2 separate regions of the Homo sapiens genome follow, and region 1 is linked to region 2. Evidence: chromatin contacts called from ENCODE Hi-C or POLR2A ChIA-PET data. All regions are on one chromosome and are shown on one strand. Each heading gives the region's core, a stretch centred on a gene start or an enhancer-like site at or near the end of the contact. The rest is flanking DNA. Distances are from core to core; before and after follow the strand shown.

Region 1 (5,308 bases), core at 983-3,482, 87 kb before region 2:
TAAAATATTTTAGAGACAGGGTCTTGCTACATTGCCCTAGCTGGTCTTGAACTCCTGGCCCCAAGTGATCCTCCTCTCTCGGCCTCCTGAGTCAGTGGGATTACAGGCATGAGTCACTGCACCCAGCCCTATTTCTGGTAGTTTTACATAGGATCCTAATTGTAAGCAGGAAATACCTAGAGATTAGTCCTTTGCTAATGTAAAATGTGCACTTGGTACATGATAGGTGTAAGGATACCAGTAATGATAGCTGTTGTTGTTGTCGTTGTTGTTGTTGTTGTTAAACTACAGAGGCTGGGCGCAGTGGCTCACGCCTGTAATCCCAGCACCTTGGGAGGCTGAAGCAGGCCGATCACCTGAGGTGTCGGGAGTTTGAGACCAGTCTGGGCAACATGGTGAAACACCGTCTCTACTAAAAATACAAAAATTAGCCAGGCGTGGTGGCAGGTGCCTGTAATCCCAGCTATTTGGGAGGCTGAGGCAGGATAATCGCTTGAACACAGGGGGCGGAGGTTGCAGTGAGCCAAGATGCGCCATTGCACTCCAGGCTGGGTGACAAGAGCGAGACTCCATCTCAAAAAAGAAAAAAAGAAATTATAGAGAGATCTCATCCATCTTCCTCTTTGTTTAGCTGAAATGTGCAGGCGCAGAGAGGTGACGTGACTTGCCCACAATCACACTATTATTCCTGACAAAGTCATTAATAGAATCCTAAGTCATATGTAGTACTCCTGTACTATCTCAGAGTTAAACAGCCTGCTTGAGGCCTCTGTGGACTAGAAAAGATGTGCTGACCGCTTCAGCGGCCTGTAGATGAGCCCCAGTACTTGGAGCTGTCTGGAAACTACATGAACCGTCAAAGACTGGAAAGTGGAGACACCCAGGGTTGCTCACCTGGATGCCTGTGTCAGATTCCATTCCTGAGTTCTTAAACACACCCTCTGTTCTCAACCTCCCTCTCCCACCCGCTCCCCACTAGAACTGGCCTTACAACCTTTTTTTCTAGAAAAGGAGACAAACCTTGAGACTTTTATGTGGTCACTCTTAAAGACAGGGTGTGAGTGTCTGTGTAATTGGTGACTATTAGGGAAAGAAAAGCAAGCCATAGCGAGCGCAGAGCCCCGGAAAATGTTTTCTGTGTAGCAGCTTCTATGCCACACAGTGTGGAAGGCAATTATCTTGGAGGGGATTCCACAGCCCTGTGCCGGCTTCCCCGGTGTAAGATTTATTGTCGGCTGGATTGGGTGTTCTTTATAAGACCATTTACTCGGCATCTAAAGCGCTGTCAAGAGTGCTACTTCCTGAATGCTTTTGAGGTTGCAACTGCTAAGCTTCATTTTCCCGTCTTGGAGATATATTTTTGAAATGGTATGCAGGGATTTGTACAGGCCTTGTGCTTCCCATTGACACTGACAGGAGTTGCACTGTTAAACCCCAGCACGCTGCTGCAGAAATTTACCCCCTAATGCCCAGAGCCCTCCTTCAGCTGGGAGTCTGGCCCACACGTGCGCGGAGGGTTCCCGTAGCAGGGGAGAGGGCCCGAGAGTGCCCTTGTTTTGTGTAAGTCCTACCAGCTAATCAGTCTCAAAGTTGACTGTTTTCTTACTGAAACAAAGGATAAGCAAGTACTCTTCTTTTGCTTTTTCTCTTCCGTTTTTTGGATCTTAGGAATGCCAGAAGAAAACTCGAACTGCGAGTCAGCCAAATATACTGTATCGTGAAACCTTAGGGACCACTGAAATGGGAACAGTGGCCCATTACTGCTAAGAAGGTGTTTTATTGAAAATGCGCCGACATGCTCTCCCCGGAGAGTGAGCAAAAGAAGGCAAGATGCCCAACAGTAATACAGGTTGTTCTCTTAGGTGAGCTAAAATATCGAGTTTGGCACTCCCCTGCTGTGAGCGAGGAGGCAATAGAGTAGACGAATGTGCATTTTTACATTAAAAGTGCCATATTTCACTAGGGGTGTCCCCCTTTCTCCCCCCATTTTGTTTAAATGTCTTAATTTATATATTCCAGTTAATAGTTCATTACATGTCCTTTCTCTGTCTGGCTTTAAAAGTTGTCTTTTGAATAAGTTGAAGTAGTCAAAATTTCCTAATCCTGGCAGGCTTGCCAGCAGAGGGCAGGCGTAAAGAAGGTTTTGACATGAGGGTGTGTCAACCTAGGGTCAGAGGAGGGTGGTGTTGCATGGGAGGAAGATGTGTGAGCATTGTTCTGAGGGCAGGATGGGACACGCTCCCTTTGCCTCTTTGCAGGCCTGCTGCACACCACAGATCTCTGGAAAAGCTGACTGTACTAAATAAAGGTGGTCAGTTGCCTTTATCTGATATTCAGCGATTTCTACATAAGTAAACGTTAAAAAAATTAAAATGTAATTTCATTCCCCAAGAGCCGTCTTTTCTTTCCCCTTCAGTGCCCCATTTCTGGTTATGCTTAAAAATCGAGGGTTTGCCTGTGGGTGGGCCAAAAATACTGTCACTCTTCGGGAGGGAAATAACAAATTACACTTGGTGGTGGTGGTGGCAGTGATGTTTTCCCCCCGATATCTGAAGGGTACAGCACTTTGGGACATGCTCTACTGCCCCAAAACATGTACCTTTTCAAGAACTTTGCACACTTCAGTGTAATCTGTTCTAACCCCATGGCAGAAGCAGTCCATTAACAAATTTTACATTATGTTAAAACAGGGGATTATAGTTTCATCATAAATGAGAGAGGGTAATTTATTACTGTCAAATGCAGAGTTAGGAAAGGATGTTGTCATTTTTCTTTTCTGTCATGATTTTGTTTACCTCTGATGCTTATGAATGCTTTTAGAGTAAGGGATTTGTTTTTAGGTTGATGTTTTCCATAGCTCATCATACTTACAAGTCACCTGAATGTTGACATGTCACACTGTGTATATACAAATTAACCAGAAGCAATGGCTTTATAAAATGTTGCATTACATGAAAATGCAAATGGCAATTTGGAAGATGCATTAAGGGGAATTTAAACTCCTATGGAACAGTGAGAACTCAGTGTTTTCCCTTGGCCAAACTTGCAGGCACAGAAGAAAAACAACATAATTAGCTTCATTGTCAACATATGCATAACAGTGACATAAACAATATCAATATGGAGCTAACTGCCTTAGCTCCCTGTAGATGGATGATGTATTAATTTATATTTTTAAGTAAAAGCACTGCTTAAATCAAGACAGAATGGTGGTTCCTTGGAGACAAATCCCCAGATCTCAGGAATGGGGCATTGCTGTTGCAATTTAGTAACTCTAATTGGCTGCCCCATTGCCATTCTTTGGAGAAATACTTAAAGCAGTCCTCCTTCTGGGGAGGCGCGCTTTCCTGAGTAGGCCATCAGGCATGTTACTGGGCTTACATTTTGTATTCCTGTTGCTTTAGCTTTCTCTCTCCGGAATTGGAATCAGTTGGTTGAATCTCTTTAAGTTCTGTCATTTCAGAATATGTCCTGGATACTCCATTAAATTAATTGGAAAGGGGAAAGAAAATGTGTGTTGTGTTAACACAAGTGTTGTTCAGAAGAAGACAGCAAACTTGAATTAAGGTTTTGGCCTCTGATCACACAGTTGATTTTTCACCCCATGCTCGTATCCTTTCTCTAGTTATTTCCAAGCAGCTTCTGGCAAAGCAGGCCTTTCGTTGGAACTGAGGACCACGTGGGCCAGGGACCATTGCTGTATCTGCCTCACCACAGGGCCATTCATCAGTGTATGGAATAATGTCCTGAGGAGACGCTCCTCCTGACTCTTCCTTTAATACATCTTATCTCCATTCTCAGCTCTGAATGGGCAGTAAAACCTTTCACTTTCTTCTGTGTTCAAAGCTAAGGCTCAGCAGAACCAAATATAATACATGATTTTAGTCCCAGGTGTGTTATTTGGTGGTTAGAGTTTGGTGTGGGATCATAGTAATCTGTTCTTAAGTGCACAGCCAGCTGCACAATGGACTCATTTAGCAACTGACAGGTTTCTTAATATGTGGTGTTTGAACAAGAGCTGTATCTGTTGTGGGTGTTAGGATGTGGGCATCAAAAATATTTTTAAAGTATGGTATTTAGCATTTCCTTTACTCTTCCTTAAACGTTGGCTTACCCCTCGATATCCCCTCCCCCCCACCACAGGTATTCATTTTATATTATTATGGCTTTTTTTTTTTATAATTATCCAGTATCTGCTTCCTCTTGGAAGCCTGTAGTATATATTTTTTTTTTATTTTATTTTTTATTTTTTAAGACAGTTTCTTGCTCTGTTGCCTAGGCTGGAGTGCAGTGGTGCGATCACAGCTTGCTGCAGCCTTGAACTTCTGGTCTCCAAGTGATCCTGCCACCTCAGTCTCCCAAGTTGTTGGGACTATAGGCATGCACCATCACACGTGGCTAATTGTGTGTGTGTGTGTGTGTGTGTGTGTGTGTGTATTTTTGGAGACGGAGTCCCACTGTGTTGCCCAGGGTGGTCTCAAACCTCAAAGCAGTCTTCCTGCCTTGGCCTCCCAAAGTGCTGGGATTATGAGTATGAGCCACTGCACCTGGCCATGTTTAATTCTTGGGAGAAATCACTTTGCTTTTCTAAGCCTCAGTTTCCTCCTCTGTACAATGAGGGCTGGAATTTGTGTTCAGATTATGACAACTGCATGAGACTGTTAAAACACCCACAATCCAAAATTTTTTTGTTGGCCTTTCTTATTCAGCTTTTCTAAAATGACCTGGTGCTCACAGTGATTAATAAATGGTTTTAACGAAGTCTTCTGAGTTACTATTGGTTTTAACATTTTATATTATATTCCACTTATGGAAGTTCCAGTTCTTCCTGAATCCCAAATACAGGGCAAGTACACAGGACCACAGGAGTTTAGAATTAACCAAAGTGGCCTGGGCATATGTAGTTTATCCAGGTTTATCACTGATGGGACATTTCCTTGCCCAGAAGTAGTCTCTGAGTCACCATATCATCTGTCTGTCTGGAGACAGGGCGAGATGGGCTCCAGGTGGCTTCTAAGTTAGTATGCCAAGCCATTTCCCTCTCTCTTTTGTCACCTCCCCCTTACCCAAACCATCAGCCTTTAAATGCCACCTCCCCAGTGGGCCTTCCCAGACCCCTCCTCCTAGTGATCTCCTCCTTCTTTGTGGTCCCATGGTGCTTACAGCCACCACCGTGCAATTTAGTAGTTGAGTAAGCACTGCATTGCATCACTCTCTAATTATTTTGTTTAAGGCTTGTCTCCACAGCTGGGTCATGAGCGTCTGTAATGTTGTTTGCTTGTTTATTGTTTGTTTTGATGCACCTGCA
Region 2 (5,731 bases), core at 1,185-3,684:
CAACTTTAAGGGCCCAGAGCTATCTGGTGACTGATTCTCATGTGCAAAATATTCCCTGCAGTCTGTAATTAATTTATTCCGCCCTAAATAATAGAATGCATGGCGTTTGTTTGAATGAGTATCCTTCTAGAATCTTTAATTTGAAACAGGCAGTCACCAGGATTCAAATCTAACCATAGATGGGGACTTTCATGTTACAACCTTGCCAGTAAGTTCATGAAGCTTTTTCTTTTTTCCATTTCTGTGTAGAAGAAACCTCGTGTTTATTTTAAAATTCTTAGTCACTAAGTGATAGAATGCTTTGCTGTAAATGTTGCTTTTCACTAAATGCCATTTGGGTGTTAAGTGTCATTTGCTGTATCCAATCATCCAACCAGTCCTCATTTCATTGCATCAAAGAAACTGCTAAAACGTTCTTAGATTGTTTTTACATCAGCTCATAGACGCATTTTCTGGATCTTATTGTGGGACTCATCAGATTTGGATAGTTAGAGGATACGCTCATCTCGGGAAGGTGCCCAAGTTTTTGGACATGGATCTGAGGAAGAAAGCTTATGGGTGAACTGGGGCAGGAGCTCACGGGCTTCCCATCCCTCAGACTCCTTCGACGGCCTTTCTTCCTGCTTGCTATCACATCTCTTTAAACCTAAGTAAAATCTTCCTTTCAGAACAAAACCAAAGACTCAAGGTGCAGGTTGGTTATGGAAAGGGAATTTCTGCATTTAAAATCAAACTATTCCATCAACAAATATTTCTTGAGCATGTGACATACGTGACAAGTAGTCAGTCACATGAGCAAGGCCCATCCCTGCCATGGAGGTGTTCAGAGTCTGGTAAAAGAAATAACAGATAAACTACATACATACTCACACAGTCTCACTTTCCGTGAATTGCACTACCTGTAAGTAGAACAGCTGACCCAGAATGGTAAAGTCAGGGGAGATTGCTGGGAGAAATGATGTCTAAGCTGAAACCTACAAGATGAGCAGGAAGAAATGGTAAGAGGTCAGCCTTGTGAACCTTTCCTTAGGTTAAGAGTGGGTGCCCAGATCGGTCCCTCTGATTGGTGAGTATCAGTGTAGAGGAAGAAAAGGAATAGCCAACATCAGTTAAGACAAGCTTTTCAAACTTTTAATTTTATAAAGACTGGACCCTGCGTGGACGTATGTAGTATGTGTAAGTTGACCAGAGCAGCCCTAAGCTCTAGCTCTCAGGTACATAGAGCCGAAAAGCAGTTCTTACATTTAGAATGGCCACATTTCTTGTTATTTTAAAAGATTCTATTCTTTTCTATGGAAAGAAAAGCAAAAACAAACAATAGTAAACTGCCCTAATGAAAATGATTGATATTCTTTTGTTCCAGACTCAGTAAACATTCTCAAAGTAAACACCCAAATGTCTTGCTTGGAGGTTAATTTCTCCGTGCTTACTCTGTGGAGAATTTGCCAAGATACTTCATTTGGGGGAGGGAGTGAAAAACTAAGAGGACAAAACAAAAACAAAAAGAAACATGTCTGTGATATGATGACTTTATTAAATTACTACGGATTTCTTAAAAAGACTTTTCACACTCTGTCATTATGTCAGGAAAACACTGTAAATCGTATTTTATAATACTGAGTACATGAGAAGAACGCTTTGCTTTAGGGTATTCCTGCACATCAGAGAACAACTTCTGCTCCTGGAGAAACCACATTCTTTTAGATTTGGTGGGCACGTAATTACAGTGTAGGTGGTATATTCTTCTTGACGAAAATCTTATAAAGCACTTACAGGAACTTGGATATTTGTAATGAAATATAGTATTAGATTTTCATTTTTATACATTTTCTTTTCCTCTAACCATAGCCATTAGGACTGTTTTGAAAGAGTTTTTAGCTCCTATAAAAACAAAGTGCCCCCCCGAAAAGAAAGGGTCTTTTAACTCTTCAAGGATCATTTGGGCTGCCTGGGTCCTTGCTTTAGAGTTGGAGAAATAATATTAAGCAGTCATAAAAAGGGATTCTTAGGCACAATACACAAAAGCTGTTTTATATACTGTTTTTCATTAAGTGCCCCACCCCCACCAACCTTTCAACTAGAATTTTTTTGTTTTTGCTTTTAGTATCCCTGCCAGTACCACCACCTTCTAAGTAAGTCATAACCTTCCACGAGTTCGCTTCTCTAAAACAGGGCCAGGCTGAGATGGTAAAGGAAAGGAAAGGAAAGGCTTGTAACAAAGGCTGCCACCCATTGTCCTGCCCTCCGCACGGCCTGGTAACGTCCCTCCAGCCTCAGAAAGGCCGTCTCTGAACTCAGTGATTCATGCCCAGAAATGACACTGCCATGCAGTTAAAGCAGGACTTGAGCTGGCTCAGGCCAGTAAAACAAGAGCAGAAAAACAAGTTCTGTGAGCCCGAAAGTCCCTACTACGCAGTTGTGTCCCTTGGTGTTTGGGTTTCAGGTTTGTCTTTTGTTCTCAGAATCTGTTTTCATGTGAGGCAAGAGCACAAACAAAAATAAAAATGAGTTCTTATGGGAATACTTACAAGTCTGTTTCTGTCAGGGGTTTACATCAGCAGTTTATTTTTTTAATGTGAGTGACTCATCATCTTTAAACAGGAGGGGAGATTACTGTTAAAAACTAAAGAAAGATTAATTAATTAAAAAAAAAAAGGGACTAAGCAGAATAGTGGGTAGCCAACCAAGTTTGAATAGTTTCGATGGCTAAAAGAAAAGCTGATGCCTGAGAGTACAAATAAATTTAAAAAATAAAACCCTACAGCAATTTTAAATGACATAAGAATTTAACTTTTGGCCAGAGTTTCAAAGAGATTATCTTTGCTGAAATCATCACATGATGGAAACTTGCCATGTAGAAAATATCAGAGTTACTGACTTTTCTAAACATAGCAACTTCTTTTAAATAGAAAAGGAACACAATAAGAAAAATAGGCTTTCCATCAGGAAAAGAAACCCTCCCAGTCCATTCCCTTCCTGCCCCATGCCCCAGAAAAAATTATCTTTTAAAACCTGAACTGCAATCAGAAACACAAAGCACATATGCTTTCATTTCTAATTGATGATTACATTAAGATTTAATAGTTTACAATTAAGATGAATATTTCAAGATTACAGCAAAAACACACACCATTCCCCATTTGCTCTTCTGTTCTAAGTCTGTAATTAATTTTTTTTGGGGGGGCACTCTTTTTTCAAAGAGGCCTTAATTAAGAGAGCAGGTTTGGTTTGAACACAGAGCCTGCTTTGAGTCTTTCTTCTCCATTCTTTCTCTCTCAACCTTCCCTTTCGAAGATGGTTTCTCCTCCAGACAAGCATGTGATCATCAAACAGAAGTTTAAAAGTTAAGAAACTTCTGTACCAGTTGACAAGGTTGACATTTCATTAACTTGTTGGTTCAGCCTTCAAATGATTTTGTGTGGCAAAGCACCCTGTGTTTGGAGTGTACAGCTTTTTCTTCTTCCTTCCCTCACGGGCTAGTCATGTTTAATTTGGAATCTGGGCTCCTTTGGCAAATTAGCAATTAGAACAATTTTGTGGGAATATGTATATGTGTCATTAGTTTTCCTGCAAATTAATAGCAAGGGCAGAGGTCAGGCAGAAATTTTCCACTTGACTGCAGCTCCTCTATTGAGACTTGGCACTTGGTTTTGGAATGGCCACAGCTGCTCTCAGCCACCCTCTTCCTCTAGGAACTGTCTTTTAATTAGTTTACCTCATAGCCATCATTACAAATATTACTGCCTCCCCTCCTCGAAATAAAATTACTGTTTCTACAAAATATTCCAGTGACATCTTGCACCACTGCACATTGATGGTGGGGTCAGTCGAATGCAGCATTTAATCATTAGATCACCTCCATCCGCGTCTCCTAATTAGAGTCCTTACAATACATTTTTATCTGGTAATTAGCTGAGATTGGCTGCTTCCTCTGTGGCTTATTAGAGACAGCCCAGCAGTGGGTGTGAATCACGGTGTCATTTGTCAAGCCTGGTAAGCCCCCTCTCTGCTCTCTTCTGGCTCAGTATTTATTCCCACTTGCTAATGTTCAAAAGCCTCCAGAAAATTCTACCTTCATCTCTTCCTTTGTGGATTGTGCTAACTTGGAGGGATTTTATTTTTCGCTGTTGCTTTTTTTTTTTTTTTTTTTTTTTTTTTGGTAGAAAGAGTCCTAGTGGTGCGATCTTGGTAATAGCTACAAGGCTCACATCCTTTCGGCATTTTGATGACATTTTACTGTGGGATTTGTCTATTCTTCGTAGCTGTGAACACCCAAAAAGATGGGCTTGCACTTGCTGAATGAGTTTTGATTTCTGACAATGAAACTGGAACTCAGTTAACTTGGTGATCTTCCTCCCAAAACTGAAAGGGAGCAGGCATGAAGGACATTTGTGTTTGTAATTTTCATTGCATCTTTCAGAAAGCCACAGTGTTTAGGGAAAAGTTCTTAAACTGAAAAGAGAAGCCGAGAAGTATAGTCAGTCCTCAGAACTGCTTTGTGGTTACTGTGTACCTTTGCCCTTTGACTGACGTATGTGTTTGATGGTAAGCGCTTCAAGGGCAGCAATTAGCTGTTTTCTTCCTGTTTTTGTCATTGTAGGAGTAACTGCCTTATATTTGCTCAGTTACACGTGTTGATTGTCATGCATAAGCAGGGATAAAATGCTCTGCACGGAATCTTTTCCAAAAATGAGCATACAGAAAAATGAAACTGGTTAGTGTTCATTTTTGCTATTAACTAGGCATAAGATGATTATACAAAGGATCTAGAATCATACAAGTGTGTGGTTTGACCTTGGGTCTGGGTTGGGAATATGGGCAAATTATTTAATCTCTCCAAGCCTCAGTTTGCTTATCTGTAAAGTATGAGTAATAACATCTCAGATATTAGTGGTGGTATGAGAATTGAAGGAGACCACACAGTGGCAGGTGGTTTTAAAACATGATTTTTACAAATGTTACCCATGACTTTCCAAAGCGCTCTGAGATTCTTAGGCTTAGCAGCGTCTGAATTATAAAAGCTGTATATTTATGAGCATTAGCCTTTCATGCACTAATTTCCTTGACCCTTTGCTTGGGCTGATGCTTATACATACTGTTCCTGGACTTGGTCAGTGATTAAGGCCCGAGGTGAAGAAGAGGTCAGCCCCAACTCTTCCCCCCTTGGCTTCTCAGCTCTGCCCCATCCTGCGGCTGCTACTCTGAACTGTTCACACTTAGTTTGCAAATGTGTGTCAGAAAGCCAGGTTTCCAACATTATAGAGAAAAACCCGCTCATGGCATCTGCTCAGCTTGCTGGGGCATTTGTAAGGGCAGTGCCATCTCCAGAGCTTGCTCTTCGCAGGCATTGTCTCTTGCTCACCGAGACAACATTCTACGCTGAAAATAAAAAGGAAAGCACAACTCAAAGCTCACAACATTCTGTTTCCAGCGCCATGTTTACATTTTTCCATTAGTATTTCTTCATGATATTTGATCTTTCTTTTCTTCAGGTTCATTGCTTTTTTATGAAACTCTCCTGAAACATATTAGAGAGGATTCTCAGGCCCCCCTCCCTTTTTTTTTTTTTTTAACTAGAGTGTGAGTAAAGGTCGAGTCTTCCCAACATATTGGAACTCTCTTTTAATAAGTTCTTTGATTATGATCTCAGAGGAATCTCATTTTTAATACCTTCCACAAATACTGCCTTGTACTTAAGACTGACTATAGCAATGGTGAATTAGACTTGGTG

What was found. A loop is a pair of places that touch in the nucleus more often than their neighbours do. ChIA-PET counts read pairs that join two places held with the same protein, here RNA polymerase II (POLR2A). Pooled maps may share reads with other maps.
Region 1: a map of breast epithelium shows a loop between it and region 2 (4-fold over the local background). The contact joins two enhancer-like sites. A Hi-C loop is called at or near these places in 11 of 168 maps with a recorded cell type or tissue (IMR-90, PC-3, ascending aorta and 7 more), 1 of 37 single-sample maps with no recorded cell type and 18 of 50 pooled maps. POLR2A ChIA-PET finds 5 or more read pairs at or near these places in 13 of 52 experiments (BJ, CD4-positive, alpha-beta memory T cell, HepG2 and 9 more).

Annotation. Positions count from the first base shown.
Region 1 is chr3:71,066,860-71,072,167 of GRCh38, reverse strand. All of the region lies in intron 7 of FOXP1 (forkhead box P1), which reads left to right. Among named protein-coding and RNA genes, the nearest start is that of FOXP1-AS1, 220 kb to the left of the region's middle. Within about 2 kb of position 2,232, at least 6 of the 41 ENCODE cell types and tissues checked have a DNase peak (open chromatin) inside an H3K27ac peak, as active enhancers do; they include breast epithelium, where a contact is called at or near this core.
Region 2 is chr3:70,979,619-70,985,349 of GRCh38, reverse strand. All of the region lies in intron 14 of FOXP1 (forkhead box P1), which reads left to right. Among named protein-coding and RNA genes, the nearest start is that of FOXP1-AS1, 310 kb to the left of the region's middle. RefSeq lists an enhancer at 1-112. Within about 2 kb of position 2,434, at least 23 of the 41 ENCODE cell types and tissues checked have a DNase peak (open chromatin) inside an H3K27ac peak, as active enhancers do; they include breast epithelium, where a contact is called at or near this core.